Linked DNA regions of Mus musculus: region 1 is linked to region 2. A link is a loop called in an ENCODE intact Hi-C map of the cell type or tissue named here. Cell type or tissue: left cerebral cortex. All regions are shown on one strand. Links, peaks and the distances in the headings refer to the core of each region. The heading gives the core; the rest is flanking DNA. Region 1 overlaps Smc5 (structural maintenance of chromosomes 5). Region 2 holds the start of 2410080I02Rik (a long non-coding RNA gene).

What was found. Peaks named below come from ENCODE experiments on the same cell type or tissue, not always from the same donor. Only the 100,000 strongest peaks of a DNase experiment are listed, where the experiment ranks them.
Region 1: it touches region 2 in a loop (6-fold over the local background); 8 of 42 quality-filtered maps call a loop at or near these places.

The regions. Positions count from the first base shown.
Region 1 is chr19:23,209,758-23,219,882 of GRCm38, reverse strand. Smc5 (structural maintenance of chromosomes 5) reads left to right here. Exons shown (of 25, transcript NM_001252684.1): 18 at 1,353-1,478; 19 at 4,684-4,728; 20 at 5,143-5,238; 21 at 5,713-5,817; 22 at 6,013-6,132; 23 at 9,280-9,459; 24 at 9,537-9,632. Among named protein-coding and RNA genes, the nearest start is that of Smc5, 59 kb to the left of the region's middle. In left cerebral cortex, for the core only: a CTCF peak has its summit at 8,337; DNase peaks (open chromatin) are centred at 5,374 and 8,359; H3K27ac peaks cover 2,162 bases.
Region 2 is chr19:23,129,003-23,139,127 of GRCm38, reverse strand. 2410080I02Rik (a long non-coding RNA gene) reads right to left here and starts at 4,630. Exons shown (of 2, transcript XR_386610.3): 1 at 4,174-4,630; 2 at 2,017-3,769. In left cerebral cortex, for the core only: CTCF peaks have their summits at 3,034, 4,117 and 4,957; DNase peaks (open chromatin) are centred at 4,474, 4,745, 5,381, 5,762 and 5 more places; H3K4me3 peaks cover 3,112 bases; H3K27ac peaks cover 5,758 bases.

The DNA of each region.
Region 1 (10,125 bases), core at 796-8,795, 81 kb before region 2:
GTTACCTGTGGGCTTTGTGTGGGACTGAGGCTCCGTGGGCTTTAACTCACGTTTGGGCAACCAGTGTTGGTGAGACTTTACAGGTGGAGCTTCTGGTGTTACTAGGAGACACAATCTCACAGCAGAGTAGGCAGGGTTTCTTACAGGCAGGCATGAATATGTGAGTTATTATAAGCTCGAAATGTGTAAACTTGAATGGTTTTTTAATTAGTTTTTTAAAAATAATTTTATCTGGCCTAGTGGTGGTGGCGGCACACACACCTGTAATTCCTAGCACTCAGGACAGGGGAGAGGAGAGCAGATCTTTGAGTTCGTGGATAGCCTGGTCTATAGAGCTAAGTCTGGGACAGTTAAGGCTATACAAAGAAATCCTGTCTCAAAACTTAAATAAATAAGTCAATAAATGAGTGAGTGAGTGAGTGAGTGAGTGAGTGAGTGAGTGAGTGAATGAATGAATGAATGAATGAATGAATGAATAACTTTGCCTTTTTAAAATATATGTATTTAGGGGCTTGGGTATATGCACATGGAACCCAGAGGATCCCCTAGATCTGGAGTTACAGGCAGTTGTGAGCCATCTCTCCATCCCTCTCGTCAGCCTGTTACTGTGGAGTGTTGTGGGAAATAAAAGATACAAGGACTAGGCATAGGGCTGTGTGACTGTAATCCCCTTACTTGGGAAGCAGGAGGATCAGGAGTTCAGGGTCACTCTTGGGGAGATAACAAGTTTGAAGCCAGCCTGAGCTACTACATAAGACCCTGCTTCTACAGTCCTACCTCCCCAAAATGGAGTAGCGTTGGGGATCAGGGAAAGGAGAGAAAACTTAGGTGGGGAACACTCATCCAAGGGTACTCAGTAGATAATGTCTGTTTCTGTTAGGATGATGGTTCTGTGAGTCTTTCTCTATTCACCACTCAATACTTAATACAGATTGGTATCTCATAGATCTTGCTAATTAACTGCTGGGGAAATAAATAAGTCCATGAATGAATGATAAATAGATAAAACATATTTGAAAAGTTATTAGGAGTACTTTTTAAATTTATATTCAGATGCTATGTTTTCTTATGTGAAGCCTGTGTATGATAATGTTTCATTAAAATTAAACATTTACAAAAGAGTAAACTTTAGAGTTCTTACATATTAAAGAAATACTGGCTCTGATATTTTAAAGTTTAGTTTAAATTTTTACCTTCATAATAAAAGGCTAATGTATTTTTATAGTAAGAAAGTCATGGTTCAGGTGACATGATAATCATAATGAGTTCAGCAATTTATTGGATATGTGATTGTTTTATACAACAAGCCTCTAATTTAGTAGTAACATTTTGAAATATTATTTTTTTAATAGCAACAATTCATTGAATTGGATGACAACAGACAGAGATTGTTACAGAAGTGCAAGGAACTTATGAAGAAAGCTAGGCAAGTATGCAACCTGAGTGCTGACCAAGCTGTTCCACAAGAATTCCAGACAGTAAGTATAAAAATAAGTAATGCTTCAGTTGACCTAACACAGAATTTTAAGTTTAAGATGTCCTACTCTAGGCATAGACACAGGACATGAAAACACAAAGTAGCATTTAAAATACGCCTTTTCCCAGTGATCAAATGCTTAAAGTAACTCTGATTAACTTACTTTCTCTCAGATTTAGTCACCAACCTTTGCTTAGTTTTAAAGTATGAGCAATATCTTAAAATGACAACATAACATTCATTTTCACAATTAAAGTCTTTCCCTCTTAACCATCATAGAAAGGGATTGTTGGCGTGTAAAACATCCATGAAAACTAGTAAGTAATTTGTGTCTGACAAACAGTAAGCAAGGGTGATATTGAGAAAGACAAAGGTAAGAGGGTGGGGTTTTTTGGGGGGAGGGGGTTGTTTTGTTTTGCTTTAGAAGTCTGTCTTTAGGGGTTTTCAGGTGCGAATCTTCAGAGATGATACCTTCTTTCGGTTATATGCTGGTATGTCAGAGGCCAACTAAGCAATGCTCGTTCCTCTCTGTCCACACTCTGCCGTTTATTCTGTCCCTTGTGTTCCTAGGCTTTATCTGACATTGAAACCTTTTCTGCATACCTACTCAAAGGAATATCAAATTAGCTACAAATGCATTTTTAAATAGTAGTATTGTGTACTTTTAAAAATCTTAAATGTATCAACTTTCATAGATGATGAAATGTCCACTAAGCATAGAAGAGGGATAGTATAGATTGTAGTTGTCATATCCTGAAAGGTTTTATTTTATATACCAGACACAGAATACTGCAGGGCTTGAGTTTGTTTGGGTACAGAGTAAGAATTTAACAGAAATTCATAAAACTAATTGAGAGTTTGTGTCTAAAGATAATTGTAGAATGCATCTAAAATATGTTTTGCTTTAATATGATATTGGCATGATATATATATATACATATACATACACACACATACACACATACATACTATAAGTTACAGTTTTTTGTGTGCTGGCATAGTGGCAGTTGTCTCTACTGGGGAGGTGGGGGTAGGATGGTTCCAAGTTCAATGCCTACAGATAGAAGTGAACTCTGTTTCAACCCTGCCTCCCCAGAAAATACACTGTTTTTGAAAGAATGAAATCAGGAAATAGTATATTTATTAAAATACACTGATTGGCTGCTATGACCAATTATTAAGTAGTACATATGTGCTTTTCTCACTGAAACTTGAACTCTGGCTTGGAGGACAGACCAAGCAACATGAAACAGATAATCAGGTCAGGCAGCAAGAGAGAATAAAGGAAAAATAAAGGTGATGGCTAACATTGCAAGGATGGGCAGCTGCTTAGGGAATGTTTATTTGAAATGTTACTATTATAAATAAGTCCTGGGTGAAGAGAAGGATTCAGTGACGTGGGGATGGACCCAGGCAGAGAGGCAGCTCATACAGAGTTGCTGAGGTGCATATGTCTTTGCCATGTGTTAAAAGGAATCTTTGAGGGATTAAAATTACCTCCCAGCGTGGTGGTGGCAGCACATGCCTTTAGTCTCAGAACTCAGGAGGCAGGGGGAGATAGATTTCCAAGTTTGAGGCCAGTCTGATCTACATAGTTTGTTCTAGGACAGCCAAGGTCATAACAGAGAAACGGTGTTTTAAAAAAAAAAATTAAAGCCGTGGTGGCGCACGCCTTTGATCCCAGCACTCGGGAGGCAGAGGCAGGCGGATTTCTGAGTTCGAGGCCAGCCTGGTCTACAAAGAGAGCTCCAGGACAGCCAGGGCTATACAGAGAAACCCTGTCTCAGAAAACAAACAAACAAAAAATTAAATTCCAAGCAAAGAAGAAGGCATAGTTTGGATTAATATGACCTTATAGAATTGCATATGCCAGCAGGATTTTGATGAAGGGACCCTGGTATAGCTGTCTCATATGAGGCTATGCCAGTGCCTGGCAAATACAGAAGTGGGTGCTTACAGTCATCTATAAGATGGAACACAGGGCCCCCAATGGAGAAGCTAGAGAAAGCACCCAAAGAGCTGAAGGGGTCTGCAACCCTATAGGTGGAACAACAATATGAACTAACCAGTACCCCCAGAGTTCGTGTCTTTAGCTGCATATGTAGCAGAAGATGGCCTAGTCGCCCATCATTGGGAAGAGAGGCCTCTTGGTCTTGCAAACTTTATATTCCCCAGTACAGGGGAACGCCAGGGCTAAGAAGCGGGAGTGGGTTGGTAGGGGAGCAGTGCTGGGGGGAGGGTATAGCAGACTTTCGGGATAGCATTTGAAATTTGAAATGTATATAAAGAAAATATCTAATTTTTTAAAAAAAAGAATATACAAAGAGTTTGGGTCCCCACAGCCGCCTTTAATATTCAGAGATTAGGCAGGCATTCCACCACTACTCTGAAGCCCTTACCCTGGGCTCTCCTATCTTTAAAATAGAATCCATTGGAGGATCTTAAACACAAGAATACTGCTATTAAAATCACTTTGTAGATGAATACTCTTAGCTGCTCTATGGAGAATAACTAAGGGTCATTATTTTTGACCAGGGAAGAGATTAATATAGTAGCACAAAGGGATGAGGGAGGAAGAAATTTTACTTCAGTGATAGACATGACAGGGGTAAGAGAGAACTCCTAAATGTTTGCCGGAACAAACTGTCAAGCTAATTATTAATGAGAAATCGGTTTGCTTACAGTGGTGGGGAAGCTGAATGAAGTAGAAATTATGTTTCAATATAATAAACCTAGTATGCCTGTTAGAATCTGGTGAAGATGCCAAGTAAGTGTTGGAACATAAGCTCACACTTCGGCATACACGGCACGGATGTAGCACGTGTACATCTAAATACCTAGAGGCCTTGGCAGAGATTACACTGAGTTCCAAAGGGTTAAAAAAGATACAAATCAAGGTTATCCAGTTGATACATATAACTCATCAGAACCTTTTTTCAGGCTCCCAATTCATGCATACCTTTTACTATAAGGGCTCTACAGGTTATGCTAGGCACAAAAGTGTACTGCATGCCTCTCCTTGTAGGAAAGTGTCTACCCTAGTGAGTCTCTGTGGCATAAGTTCAGAAGATAGTCTTGATGGAGTTCTGTCTCAGTGATTGAGTTATAAGGATGCTTTTGTAGGTCTTCATAAGTACAGTATAAAGCTCTAACTTCTTGCTCTCTTTCAATGCCCCACATATTCTGGACCCATTCTACCAATTCAGCAAGTACCCACCATTCCAAATGGACACAGCTCCTCACCCCCCATGGTATGCAGTACTCATTCTTCTTTCCAAATTGTTATCTCCTTTTTGCGTTGCTTTTCCCTAGCCATTGCTTTCAGACCCAGAGATAAATCGTGGGCCTTTGAACTCTTTTAATTCTCATGTAGCATAAACTGACCCTTCATTATTTTGTATTCCAAAGCCGATGTGATGTGTACTGCTTATTTTAGATTCAACATCAATACATTGCCTTAAGGGACTATCCAACATGTATACATCTTTTCTTTTAAAGTGTAAGCTTTTTAAAGAGAAAATGCCCTCTTTATGATTCTTTTGTATTGCTATATGCTAGCATGCTATTAATCAGATAGTAGATATGTAGCAAATTACTTCCTTTTAACTGTTCTAATAAAACTTCACTATTCCATTTTTAATGATGTATTTTTTCTTCTTCTTTAGGCTTTTCAAGATCTCCCAAACACATTGGATGAAATCGATGCATTATTAACTGAAGAAAGGTCAAGAGCTTCGTGCTTCACAGGACTGAATCCTTCGGTAGTACGCCTCGTTCTCAGTTTCCATCCCACAGTTCTTATCCTGCTGTCTTCCTCAGTGCATACGTGCACAAGCACATGCCTGTGTGCACCCCTGTGAGCCTGCACACACACACAGTTCTTTCCAGTACTTGCCTCCCACGCTGTACTGGAGCTCTGGGTAATAATAAGCTAGGCAGCAGGAACAATGCCTTAAATGCCAGATTCTGAATCTATTAGAATTCTAAATAGAGTCTTCCTAAGGAACACAGTGTTCCTTGCCTTTTCTTTATAAAAAGAGTAGCTGCGTTAACTTGAAGTACAGCAGTGTGCATTTTTTTCAAGGATTGAAAAGTAACATTTTCAGTATTCAGTAGTATAAATCATGTACAAATAAGCAGCACAGTGGCATTTTTAGCCAGTAGTTTAATTGATGCAAATTTTTATATAATTTTATCCTTTGATAAATTTTTCTTAAAGAATTTTTTTCGACCAGGTGGTTGAGGAGTACTCAAAAAGAGAAGTAGAAATACAGCAGTTGACCGAAGAACTGCAGGGGAAGAAAGTTGAACTAGATGAATACAGGGAAAACATTTCGCAGGTAATTTTTATCCTTATTTGTTTGCCATGAATGGGATGAGCGTACAAATTATACAAAATAAATTTTATTCTCCTGAGACGAAAAGTGTTTTTCTAACCAAATTAACTCTGCTATAGACTGTGTTGTGTGTGAAGTCTTATATCAGAGTGGATAGTACTGCTTTCAGTGTCGTTTTGTTTTGCCTCTTACTTGTAGGTGAAAGAAAGGTGGCTGAACCCCTTAAAGGAGCTAGTAGAAAAAATTAATGAGAAATTCAGCAACTTTTTTAGTTCCATGCAGTGTGCTGGTGAAGTTGATCTTCATACAGAAAATGAGGTAATTGCGTTTGGGATGTAGTTTATGACCAGCAATTTTAATTATGTGCAAGGAGTACATATAAATTTGTTTCCTTTGGAATTATACATGATATTTTTGTTTACTGAAAAATTATGAAAAGGAGGAAAGAGATCACCTGTGGGTTTCTAGCATTAGATTTGCTTGGTTTGGGGCTGGGGGTGGTGTTTATAGAAGTGGCTAATGCCTTGCTATTTTTCAGCCAGTGTGAGGGAAGATTATTCAGCTGTGTTGAATGAATACAGTGCTTTATAAATCTACCATTCTCAACTTAAGAGCCATAAACAAAGTAGCAGATGGTTGAGTTTGTTTTTTGTGTTGGGTGGTGTTTTCTAAGTTTTTGAACTTGCAGTATAGGCAAAGATGACATTGAACTCCCCTGACGATCTTGCTTCTACCTACCTCACTTCCACTACCATGCTCAGTGTTCTTAGTTTCCTCTTTATCACAAATTTAGAAGAAAGTAGGTAATATGCTAATTCCTTGAACTACAGCTTTATGCATTGCTATTTTGAATAAAACAAATTTTTCATTGAGAAAAATTATATAAAGAAGGGCTGGAAATACGATGACGTGATCATGTATGCTTAGGTACATGGGTCCCTGGCTTCAGTTCCCAGCACTATAGGCGAGGCGGGTGAGTGAAGGAAGAAGAAATGCCTGGATTTCCTGAATATAATTGGGAAAGTGGAATCAGGAGGGTAGGACTGTAAGTGACAAAAGGCTAGCCATCTTTTGATCTTAATTAAAAGTTTTTGTTGGTATACTGAGGTAATTTATTCTCATTTCCATGTGTCAAAATGTTTCCAAGGTGAAATATCTTAAAAATTTTAGATTTTGGCAAATGTTCGAGTTTTCATTCTTTTACATATAAAACAGAATAGCACCATTTTGTCCTTTGAGGAGTTTTGCCTCACAAGGTCCTTCTGCTTCATGTGAAGTATACCTGTGAAATACCATTTTATTATAAGTCCTAGGTTTGAGGCTTTAGACCCTTCCGTAGCAGTTTACACACAATCCATGCCTGCCCGTAACTAAGAAATGTATGGATAATACTTCAGTTCCGAGATGCTTCCTTTCCTAAAGTTATCTTGTTTGATCTCTTCAGATCATCTTTTTGGTTTGGGGTTTGGGTTTGGTTTTTTGAAACAGGGTTTCTCTGTGTAGCCCTGACCGTTGTAGAACTCACTTTGTAGACCAAGCTGGCTTCAAACTCATGAAAATCCACCTGCCTCTGCCTCCCAAGTGCTTCCCAAGGATTAAAGGCATTCCTCACCCTCACCCCACCCCACCTCCAACCGTTTAATCTCTTATAACTGTGCTATAAAGCAGGAACTTAAATCTACCCTACTTAAAAAAACAACAAACTGAGACTTATGGTAATTTTACTGAATGTCACATTGCTGTCAAGAGGCAAAAAAATAAAATCAGACTCCTTATCTAATCCCAGACAGAGCCTAAACTCTTAGATAAGTTTGCTTACTGGGAACATCATTCCTGCTCAAACAGGATGTTTATCAGTAGCTTGAGTCAGTGTGGGGCATAAATGTGGCCAAATAGACTAGGTGAGGCCTGTGTCACAGAAATCCCATCCATTATAATTATATCCTTTGCGTGGGGCTCTTCCTTCTTCTTGTACTGTTCTTAACAGTCTGTTTTCAGTGCACTGCTATAGAAAAGCCTCTCTTCCCTTTCAGTGTGTTCTTCCAGACCTTCCCTCTTTTCAACCTTGTCCTGTGTCCCCGCTCTGTCTGGCCTCCCTGTGTCTCCTCAGTAGTGGGTCCAGAACTGGCTTCTTTAACCAGAGCCTTCAGTGAGATGGGAGAAGCTAGAGCAAAGCAGTAGAAAGGACCGACCGTCAATGGCAATGAAGAGATAGGGTTTAAAAGTAACTTAGAAATTAGAACCATTATAAATTATTACAGTAATGTAGTTTGTTTACTTGAGGGGTTTGAAAGGGAAGGCGAACAGATTAAAAGTATTTCTAAATTTTTAAGGCATTACCTGAGTCCTTTTGTATTTACGTGTGAAGCAATTTGTGGTTCAAAAAAGGAAGCTCTTGCTTTCTTATGTGTCCAGAACTGGAACACGGGGTCTCATTATAATAGCAGAGCCAGAGCAGAGTCCAATCTTGGCGGGACAAGCCTTGGGAAACTGTCCTTGCTGTTTGAGAAAGTTTTGTTGAAAATACGACAGCCAAAACTGTAACCAAAGGTGGCAGCATACTTCCAGAAACGCCTGAAGGAAGAGTATTGCCAGCAACAATAGCAGCTGTGGGATATAAATCTAAAGGAAAGGGTGGAAAGACTCAGCCTCTTAGTGTGAGAGGTGATACACAGTTCTTCCTTCAGTATATGGAGATACCACAACAGTTATAAATGGCGTCACTTGGGGTGGTACCATTCTTATACAGAATGTAGACTGGAATAACTGTTGGAGGGGCATCCCATGAGCCAGCCCCTGCCCATCCCACTGACATTCTGTTTCATCCATAAGTATTTGCCACACCTTCTTTATAACTACTTGATGATACTCAAAATAGTGAATAAATAAAACAATTTTGCAGCTCTTAGGCCTCTGCTATGAATATATGCTACATACATACAATTTCAAAGATTTAATGTGAAAAAAGAATGTTAAGTATTCATAGGTAATATTTTATATTGTGATGTTAGAATGACATTTTAAATGAACAAAATATACAATTGAAGCTAATTTTACCTGTTTTCTTTTTGTGTTTTAGAACTATAACTGTTGACTTACCTGTTTCTTGCACTGTGTCTCTCTTGATTAGACACTTACCTTAGGCCATTTAACTGGTTAACTTTAAACGAGCGTTCTGTACTTCACTCTTAAGGTCAGTCTGTATCTCAGTGACCTGGAATGGCTGAGAGAAGTCAGTACATCTCAGAGTCGACAAAAGTTATGTGACACCTAACACAATCTTTTTTTATTAAAGTTTACATTTGTGTGTGTGCACACCCATGTAGGCACTTGAGGACTACTAAATTTTTTAGGTAGTAATTGTTTACATTTGCTTTTATGATTGATATATTTGATATGTTTTCAAATATTGAGTAGAATTGCCACAGAGACAGCACTCATTTTTCAACTTTTTATGTTTTATAGGAAGATTATGATAAATATGGAATCCGGATTAGAGTAAAATTTCGCAGTAGTACTCAGCTGCATGAATTAACTCCTCATCATCAAAGTGGAGGTGAAAGAAGTGTTTCTACTATGCTATACTTGATGGCACTTCAGGAGCTTAACAGATGTCCGTTCAGAGTAGTCGATGAAATTAATCAGGTACAGTGACTCCGTTGGGGGGAGGGGACCACATCCTCTAATAGGTACAAATGTAACAGTTGTTTTTATGGCTTTAGGGTATGGACCCAATTAATGAACGGAGAGTATTTGAAATGGTTGTGAACACTGCCTGTAAAGAGAACACATCCCAGTATTTCTTCATCACACCGAAGGTGAGTAATGATACACTCACAGGAGTCACGCGCTTAGATGCCCCCTGTGTCTTAGTTTTGGAGAAGATTGGGGCTGAGATGTAAATATGAGCAGGAAAACTCCTAAAAGTGAAGCTAAGGGATTATGGTAATGTTTACATTCATAGAGGGACAAGTTGAGTGACATACATAATTGGAAACGTCATCTGTCATCTAAGGAAGCGATGGAGGAGGCACATCATACTGTTCCAGAGCTTAGACTTCGTGCTCACTTCTGACACTCACTGCCCTTCTACACTAATTCTCTTTTGCTAAGAGACTACTGGGAATGCAAGCCCCAGAACTCTCTAGCCTTCTCTGTCACGCCACATACTGCTCCTGTCCTGAATGCCCACTGCTACTACCCTGGCCCTAAATACTGACAGCTGAGCTTTTACAACAGCATAGGAATCTTCATAGAGAATTTTCCATAATCTAGAACTGTTGAAAAGGGAATGTTCCTTTTGTTAACTAT
Region 2 (10,125 bases), core at 902-8,901:
TCCTGGAATTCACTCTGTAGACCAGGCTGGCCTCGAACTCAGAAATCCCCCTGCCTCTGCCTCCCAAGTGTTGGGATTAAAGGTGTGCACCACCACTGTCCAGCACATTCTGATAATCTTTTTTTTAAACATTTACCTATTTATTTTATGTATATGAGTACACTAAAGCCATACAGATGGTTATGAGCCACCATGTGGTTTGCTGGGATTTGAACTCAGGACCTCTGGAAGAGCAGTCAGTGCTCTTAACCACTGAGCCATCTCTCCAGCCCACATTCTGATAATCTTAATTTTAGAAAAGAATTCACTGGTGCTGGCTATGATGGTGCAGACCAGAAGTCCCAGTACTCAGGAGACTGAGGCACGATGGAACATTTGAGGCATTTGAGGAGGCTACAGAGTGAGATCCTGTCTCAAAAAAAAAAAAAAAAAGAAAGAAAGAAAAAGAAAAGAAAAAGAAAAAGAAAAGAAAAGGAAAAAAGAAAAGCATAAAAACATGAAGGAAAAAAAGAAAGAAAAGGAGGAAAGGGAAGGATTGGTTCTGCCTAATTTTGATTTTTTTTTTTACCCCCTAGGATAAAGTCTGTCCCTAGGAATTTGCACCTCTGCCTGCCTCCCTAGGGCACAGCATAGATGGGATCAGTTGAAGAGCCTCATGGTCAAAGGCCTACACAGCCTCCCACACTTGTATTTCCACTGGTATTAGTTTCACTCATGAAGTCTCCTCAGGCCTCGGCCTGAAAGGCTACCAAAGATTAAGGGCAGGTTATTCTCTGAGAAGGAGCCTCTATCTTCCCTTAAAGACTCTGAGTTTGAATACACTAACCTCAGGGTTTTTTAAATGCAAACTTTAACTTCCCTTACATCTAGCTGCCTTCTTTCTAGTGCCCTTTAGCTTCATAGGATCCCGACTACACTCTCTCAATACTCCCAATTCAGTTATAAAGAACACCAAGAAAGCAGATCTCATCCATGTGAATTTCTCTTATGGATCTGCAAGCATAGTTGTTGTAGAAAGTCCCTTCAAAGTCGGCAATTCTGCCATTGTACCCCGTGCTCCCCTTCTCTGACCATTCATTCCTGGTAATGAACTAAGTGTGAGGGGATACCAAAACACAAAGGGAGTCTGTCCTCTATAGGATGATAGCTACATGCACATGTTACGAATCATACGTGTGTTTGATAGATAACACAGAGCACCAGAAGTGGTATTTCCCACATCATGACTTTTTTCCTTGTATTTTTAAACAATATTTTCTATCTGTATTGAAATGTACTATAATAGTTTTATGATTAAAACCAGCTAATGCTATTTAGCCAGCATGTTGTTATCTCAATTAAATGTTGGGCAAAATATCCTGTTAATATTATGGCACATAAATCTAAGAGGTCCGCTTTCCCAAGTTAGTCTTCATTCATTTCTACTCCAAATACTCCCACCCAGGGGAACAAGAGAACCCAAAGATTGTAACTGTTTCTAGTACATGTTATTTTCCTTTGCACAGTCTCCCTACCCTATGCTGTATCTTCCAAGTTCCCATGGCTATGGCTTATTAGCCTGTAGCCAGAACAGTGAGCCTTGTTTACAAGGCTTCCCAGTAGAATTAATGTGAAGGCTATAAGGCCTCTTCTGCCTTAAATGAGATCTGTGACCTCACTTCACCTCTCCCAGCCATTTTCTTATCTGCGGACTGGACTGATAGGATTAGATTTAACACAGTTGCAGTCTCTTCAGACTCCCGAGATGCAGGGGTTTATAAAAATTCCTAGAGGCCAGGGTGGGCCTGTAGAATGTCACACCTGTAGTACCTGAAGTCACAGAACTAGGGAGGAAGAGAAAAGGAGATTATGGGGTATGTGAGACTCTGTCTCACACAGAAATGGAGAAGGGGGAACACTAGAGTAAGATTTGCTCTCTCAGAACAGTGCCTCATCTGCTTGTGTCACCTTACGGTGAAGGTTCGGGAACCTTAAAGCCAGTACTTAACGAGAATGCTTTTTTTCCCCTCAAAATTATTTCAAAAAACAGAGCCTAGGCTAGCCTCCAACTCCCTGCCGCCACCTCCCAAAAGCTAAAATTAGCATGCCATTTTTTTCCTAATTCATAATTTCACCCCCACCCCCTTCTTACACGGCTCTGTAGGAAGTGGCCTAGAGGCTTAGAATCTGTTCTTTTTCCTAGGTAAACCCCGGTAAGGTGTTTCCAGGCTAACGCTGCCGATTCTTGGGCCCCTCTTCTGGAGACAGAGTTAGACTGAGCCCGAAGCAGGGCTTCCCCCATCTTGTTGGGTGGGGCTAATCACCTGGCACTTAGTTTAAAACACAGATGGCCAAGTATGGTCCCAGCTCTAGGCCCGAAGTTCAGCTTAAAGTCACATGCTGTAGATACAGGTTTCTGCCGATTCTGGCTTTTCTCGGTATTTTCCTGCTGAGAGGCGTGGACCTTGCCCAGACAAAGTTGCCAGCCTCCCGGCGGGAAGGAAAAAGAACAGATGGCCCGCTGGGGGTAGAGGATCACGTGTCAGACCTCACATTGGGATAGATCCTCACCTCGCCCTTTCCCGGCCTGAGCTCAGCAGCTTTAGGGAATCTCACCCAGAGCACATAAAGGGCCTACTGGGGAAAGCTGTGTTCGTTTTGCTGAAAGGTGGTGAGTTTAGGAAGAATAGAGACAGGAATGAAGGGGTGGGCTCTTCACTAGAGCGACGTCCCTGGATTTGAAACAATCCGATAAAGCCGGATCTGGCGAACCGATTGTAGCCAGGTTGAGTTAACACCCAGTGTCTGGAGGGGGCGGGGAGCTCCGGCGCGAAAACTTCCACGACGCCCTACTTTACTCTTGCTCCACTAAGCAGCCTACCGCAAAACCCCAGGCCTCTCCATTGCGGAGCGGAAAGGCCATCCGTTCATGCATATGCAGGAGGATAAGTTTAGCCGGCAGCCCCCTGAGCTCAGAGCAGCCCCGCGTGGCGCTCGGGGCGGGTGCTCGGCTCCGGCCGCAGAGTGGCGGGCGGTTCAGCCACTTGCGCGCCGAGCGTCTGGGCCTGGCATCGCCCTTTTAAAAAGTCTTCCGCAGGCGGCCGCCGCCGCAGCAGCCGGAGGAGGCAGGTTCATTTGAGGACAGTCCCAGTTCTCAGAAATCCCTTCCCTGCTGGAACATCAAGCTCTCTTTGCTGCAGTTGAACAAACTGCCCTAGATTGGGGGACGAGGAATCCGCCCCAAACTCGTGCAAGGAGCTCCGGGCGCCCGCGCCCACGTGAGCTAACCTTGACATTAGCCCCCCCACACCTGAGGTGGAGGTGGAGCCACGAGGGAGGGTTGCTGGCCCCTGGGGCGCTAGCCACTGGGCTCGCACGCTCCACGTGAGCGCGCCTCCCTGTTTCGTAACTCTAGCGATGTTTCTTTCTTTCTTTTTTTTTTAATCCCTGAGGTACCATGGGTGTGAGGTGTGCTGAGAAGGCAGGCCACTTTCCACCCCCACATCCTCGAAGATCAGGAAAACCTGCCCTGCGGTCCCTCTGGGAAGACTGCAGAGTAGGGTGTCGCGATGACATCAGCTTCTAAACATAGTCCATACCGCACCCCAACTCTGGGCCCTGCGTGCAAGGCGCGGGGGTGGGGGAGGAAAAGAGAGGTGGGGTGGCTGGTGTTGCTGTCCCTGGGCGGGGCGGGCTGGCCGGCCAGGCTGTGCGAGTGGAGATGACTTTGCAGGAATCGTGCTTTCCACGACTGCAGCCACATCTTTCCTACGATGACCCAGCCACCCGGCTTAAAAAGAAAAAAAAAATTAATGTCGTTCCTTGCCCTCCCCTACCCCACAAAAGCTATGCACACACTCAAGCAGTATTTCGACCCGGTGTCCCTTTCATTTATAAGCCTATGCATCCCCAGCCAGAGCACCAGGGTTCGGCCGGGTGCTGGCGCCCCCCGAGTATGGTTCTGCCTCGAGGCTAAGGCTGCGCTGGGGTCGGCGCGGCCCTCTGGGTGAGTCAGAAGGGCTGTGTTTCCTGTGGTTGTTGTGGAACAGTTTGTCCTTTTTACCCCCCTCCCACCCGTCTCCACCCCCTTGGTAAATATAGCGCTCACGTTTCATCATCTCTTTGTCCAACGAGCGCCAGACACCCCGGCCCGCGGCCCACGCCGCCTCCCTCCTCCTCCAGGCTCTCGGTTACCTCGCATAACCCCGCGCACTGGCGGCAGCAGCAGCCGCCCCTCAGCCCCGGCGCCGTTCCCCGGTGCTTCCCACTGCAGGACACTCCCGCCCTCTGTCATCCCCTCCCCCTGCTTCCAAGTCCCCTTAAGCCCCTAGTCCCACCCATTCTCCCCGATGTCCCCCTAGATGTTTGGAGATAGTCACTCCCAGCTTTTCCCAGTTCCCGGAGACACCCCACGCTCTGGCCCGTTGCTGGGTCCTCCACCCCCTCTCGTCGCAAGTCCCAAGTCTGATGCCATGTGCCCCTCCCGAGCGAGCGCAGGTGACAGGCGGCTGAGACAGTTCTGATTCAGCGACAGTTGCTTGTACTTAGGGGTGGGTGCCTGGCGAGCAATCTCCTTCCCACCTCCTGCCACCCCTACCCCAGTAGGGACGTGGGCTGCAGGGTCGGGAAGACGAGGTGAGTGGATGACAGGCAAAAAAAAAAAAAAAAAAAAAAAGTGTATGCTTGTTCTTCACTCTCCCTCCCACTCCCTGTTTCATTTCCACACATACAGCCACCCACCGGGACCGGAGGCGGCTGGTGTTCTCTGAACACCGGGAACTGGCTCTCTCCGTGGTCTCCTGTTTACTTCCCTCTTCTTCCCTCTCCCTCCCTTCGCCCATCACCCGGGACTGCCTCCCTTCTGCCTACAGCAGCTGGGAAACCTGCCGCAAAACACTGCAGTCATGGGACTTTTCCTGCGCCCATGTGCCTCCTCCAGTTTGCCCTGTTCTACCCTGCCCTGCCCTGCCCTGCCCTGTGACCGCTTGGGGCGCGTCTTCGTCCTGGAAGGGAAGGCTCTTAAAGCTCCTAATCCAGCAGTGCGTCAGCTCTCTCCTTCTCTTGTCTCCTCTACCCTTCCCCCCACCCCAAACCTTCCTGCAAAGGCTGGGCCTGGCAGCCTTTTTGGCTGGAATACTAGGCCACCCCCATGAGCGGCCACCTGTCTGGGGAGAGGTGGCGAGACAGCTGACAGGTCCTAAGAACTCTGTACCCAGGAGGCAAGACAGCTAGTTTCTTTGCCATCCCAGACTGTCCTGTTTGTGCCCTGTTTGTGCCAGCTGCCCCAAATTTTCCTAGTGCTCCCCCACCCCCCGAAATCTATTCCCAGGGACACACCTCGAGAGAGGCAAACCCTTCTCTTTTTAAGCTTGCCTCCCTGCAGGGAAGAATTCAGCTTTTCCTTACAGTTAAGCTGAATGAACAAAGGGCCCCAAGGAAGACAAGAGGTTCCAGCTCTGTTTGCCGCCTGTCTGAGGTTCACCCCATTTTAAAAACCACCTCTTCACCACCCTCTGCTCACTGCCATGGTTACCACCGCCCTGTCCTTGAGCGGCACTGGTCGTTCAAAGGCAGAAACAACAAGGGCATTTTAAGTGTCCTTTTAAATATCCAAAACACTGTTGGCATTTAGGAAACAGAGAAAGGGAAATAAAAGGTCTGGTTGTTTCTCGTTTCCTTCCCAGCCCAGGACCCTGAATAAATCCTTTACCCTGGGTGGCCTCTTAGCCCCCCAAGGAGAGGACGAAGTTTATGAGGCCTCTGGAGTGGAATTTAGCACCTGTTAGCATTAGTGTTGTTCGCTGTGAGTTGCCTCTTCCTTTCCCTCCCTCTGCAGCTTTAGACCTTGCCCCCAGGCTAAGCTAGCTCCACCCGGCGCCTTGTGAAAGTCTTCTGACTTTCGCTCACCTTCATGCTCTGAAAGTCCCACACACTTAACAGCCTTCCCTCCCAGCTGTTAACACTGTTAGTGGGGTTAGCATTCAGGTAGGCAAATTGCCCATCTGAGATTCTCAACCCTGAAACACTCCATTGTTATTTGGGTACCCTAGACCTTTGCAACACCAGAAACTACCTCCATTTCTGAACTCTTAGCCTTGCACCGTACTTCCCAGCCGTACTGGCTGGTTTTGTGTGTCAACTTGACACAGGCTGGAGTTATCACAGAGAAAGGAACCTCCCTTGAGGAAATGCCTCCATGAGATCCAGCTGTAAGGCATTTTCTCCATTAGTGATCAGAGGGGGAGGGGCCTAGCCCCTTGTGGGTGGTGCCATTCCTGGACTGGTAGTCTTGGGTTCTATAAGAGAGCAAGCTAAGAAAGCAGGGGGAAGCAAGCCAGTAAGTAACATTCCTCTATGGCCTCTGCATAGGCCCCTGCTTCTTGACCTACTTGAGTTCCAGTCCTGACTTCCTTTGGTGATGAACAGCAATGTGGAAGTGTAAGCTGAATAAACCCTTTCCTCCCCAACTGGCTTCTTGGTCATGATGTTTTGTGAAGGAATAGAAACCCTGACTAAGACACCAACTAACACTTCTTTCAGAACAATTCTTCAACTTGGTTGTGGCCTCCAATCTCCTTTTTCAATGCTCAATCTTGTTCTTACGTCCCTCCTACCTAGCTGTGACATCATAGTCTCTATGCATGCACCCCTCACCTGGTTCCTGGAACTTCCTGGCAAGACGCAGTTTCTCTCCAACCTGCCATGCTGGACTAAAATATCGAGGCCAACTGTTACCACTCTAAATTTATGGTCTCTAGTGGGCTCACAACACTGTCCCTTTGCATATCCCCAGGGACTTTCCTTTCCCACACTCTGAAATAACTAGATTGCACCTTCTGTCCTCAGACACCCTCCTGGTTCCAAACACACTCTGAGCCAAAACCCCTGCTGCTTATTTCACTGAGAAAAGAAAGGCAAATTTGACAAAACACCTCACCTTCCACCTACTGCCCTGCCTTGCTGTCTTTCTGTTCAGGTGCTGCCCACACTTCTGTCCCTTAGAGACCCATTTGCATTTCACACAGGGCACCAGGATGCCTCCCCAGGGTGCCTCCCCATTGTCTATTGCAATGGGTAGGATATTGTTTGATCCCAAGGTTTCATGTATTGAAGTTTAATCCCCATTGTGAGATGGTAGAATATGCCAAGATCGATAAATTGGTCACACATGAGAATATCATTTAATCTGGGAGTTCGAGGTTCATGTCCCTTTTCAGAGCTTTCCTTATGCTTTGTGCTTGCTGAAGGAGCCAGAGGACAATAGGTCAGTCCCTAGAAGCCACGCTTGTCTACCTACAGGTTCCCTTCTAAGACCCTGACAAACCAAGACAGGCTTCTGCCTGACTTCACTCTAAATACACCAAAGAAGGGTATTGGGCTTCCTTATAAAGCAGAAGTAAGTAGATTCTTACAGGGGCTTCAGAGCTCTTCCCTCTCCAACAGGTCACACCAGGAAAACCTTTACCCAGCAAGGATGGGAGCCATGTAGATTAAGCTCCCTCCTCATGTTTTTCTCAGCCTCTCTACTCTAGCCCAGCCCTGAGATCACATGCGATTTAGGAAGAGTTGCATACAAGAGATAGTAGAGAGTGTTGGATACTCATGTGAGGGTCTCCCAGCCCTTCCTACCTCTCTACGTGAGGAGGTAAACACCCAATACAACTGGGATAAACTTTTGGCAAGGGGGTATAGCTGAACTCCCCAAAGAGCAGTTGTTTGGCCCAGAGGACAGTTCTTGGCAGATTCTAGTACCCTTGTCCCTTGCCAGGTGAAGCTCTATGCCTTCAATACTAGCACTGCCTTCCTAGGACTTGTATCACTAGAACCATGAGCCAAAACATGCCTTTCTTTTTAAAGCAGTCTGCTTTATTTTGTTATAGTGATTGTGATGGTTTGAATAGGAATAGCATCCATAAATTAATGAGTTTGAATACTTGGCCTATATGAGTGAGTGGCACTATTAAGAGGTGTGGTCCTCTCTCACCACCACTCCCTCTCTGTCTTCCCTAGACTTGAACCCTCTAGAGAACCGGAATCAGTGCAGTCAGGGCATGGTGGTGGTGGTGGGGGGTGGGGGCATCTCTGGGATGAGATAGAAACCTAGGACAATGGAAACTCCCAGGAATCTATGAGGGTGACCCTAGATAACACTCCTAGAAATGGAGAATATGGAACCTGAAATGACTCCCTCCTATAACCTGGCAAGGCTTCCAATGGAGGCAGAAGTGGGAGGAGTTAGTACACCAACCCAGCCACAGAATTTGTCCTGCCTACAAGATGTGCAGGGATAAAGATGCAGAAATTGAGGGAATGACCAACCAATGACTGGTCAAGCTTGAGACTCATGCCATGAAAGAGAGCCCATCCCTGGTACTATTAATAGTACTCTGCTGTACTTGCAGACAGGAGTCTAGCATAGCCATCATCAGAGAGGCTTTACCCAGCAACTGATGGAAACGGATGCAAAGGACAACAGCCAAACATTAGGTGGAGCTCAGGGAATCTTACGGAAGAGGAGGAAGAAGGATTGAAGGAGCCAGAGAGGTTATGAACATCACAAGAAAACCTGAAGACTCAACTAACCTGGGCCCACAGGGGCTCACAGAGACTGAACCACCAACCAGAGAGCATGCACAGGACAGACCTATGCCCCCTACACATATGTAACAGACATGCAGCTTGGTCTTCATGTAGATCCCCTGACAGCAGGAACAGGAGCTGTCTCTGACTCAGCCATCTGCCTTCGGGTACTTTTCCCCTAACTGCCTTGTCTAGCCTCAATAGAAGATGCACCTGGTCCTACTGCAACTTGATGATATGCCAAGGAAGGTTAAAATCCATGGGAGGACTCCCTTTCTCTGAAGAGAAGAGGGGGTATGGGGAGGGGAGAGGAGAGTGGGGGGCTGGAAGGAGAAAAGGGAGGGGAAGTTTAGATCAGATATAAAGTAAAATAATTAATGAAAAGAAAAAAGAGGTGTGGCCCTGTTGGAGTGGGTGTGGCCCTATTGGAGGAACTGTGTTCTGCCCAGTAACAGGCTCCTTCTGCTGCCTGCAGATTAAGGTGTAGAACTCCTTCTGCAGGACCATGTCTGCTGGTGTGCCACCACATTTCCTACAATGATAATAATAGACTAAACCTCTGAAACTGTAAGCCAGCCTCAATGAAATGTTTCCTTCATAAGAATTGCTTTGGGTTGGGCTGTGGTTGTGCACGCCTTTAATCCCAGCCCTCGGGAGGCAGAGACAGGCGGATTTCTGAATTCGAGGCCAGCCTGGTCTACAGAATAAGTTCCAGGACAGCCAGGGCTACACAGAGAAACCCTGTCTCGAAAAACAAAAACAAACAAACAAGCAAACAAAAAGGTTGCTTTGGTCCTGGTGTCTCTTCACAGCAATAGAAACTAAGACAGGGGCCTAGCAAACACAGAAGTGGATGCTCACAGTCAACTATTGGATGGATCACAGGGCCCCCAATGGAGGAGCTAGAGAAAGTATCCAAGGAGCTAAAGAGATCTGCAACCCTATCGGAGGAACAACATTATGAACTAACCAGTACCCCAGAGCTCTTGACTCTAGCTGCATATGTATCAAAAGATGACCTAGTTGGCCATCACTGGAAAGAGAGGCCCATTGGTCAGGCAAACATTATATGCCCCAGTACAGGGGAACGCCAGGGCCAAAAAATGGGAATGGGTGGGTAGGGGAGTGGGGGGGGGGACTTTTGGGATAGCATTGGAAATGTAATTGAAGAAAATACGTAATAAAAAAAAGGAAAAAAAAAAAAGAAACTAAGACAATAATGAAAATCAGGTGAATAAAAGAGTTTTAACATTTGCATTATTATTATGTGTATGAATGCTGTGTATAGATAACTGTGGGTTTGTGAGAGCCGTGTGTGTGTGTGTGTGTGTGTGTGTGTGTGAGAGAGAGAGAGAGAGAGAGAGAGAGAGAGAGATGATTTTCCTGAGTAGGCTTTATAGGCAAGGACTTATTAATAACTGCTGAACTTAGCCCCACCGCATGCTCATCATCAGAATAATTCACTTTAGTGCAGAAATGTATTCATTTGTTATGCATTACCTTCATAAAACACACAGACTCTTAAAGCCAATAGAAAGTCTCTTTGTGCCGGGCACTGGTGGCACA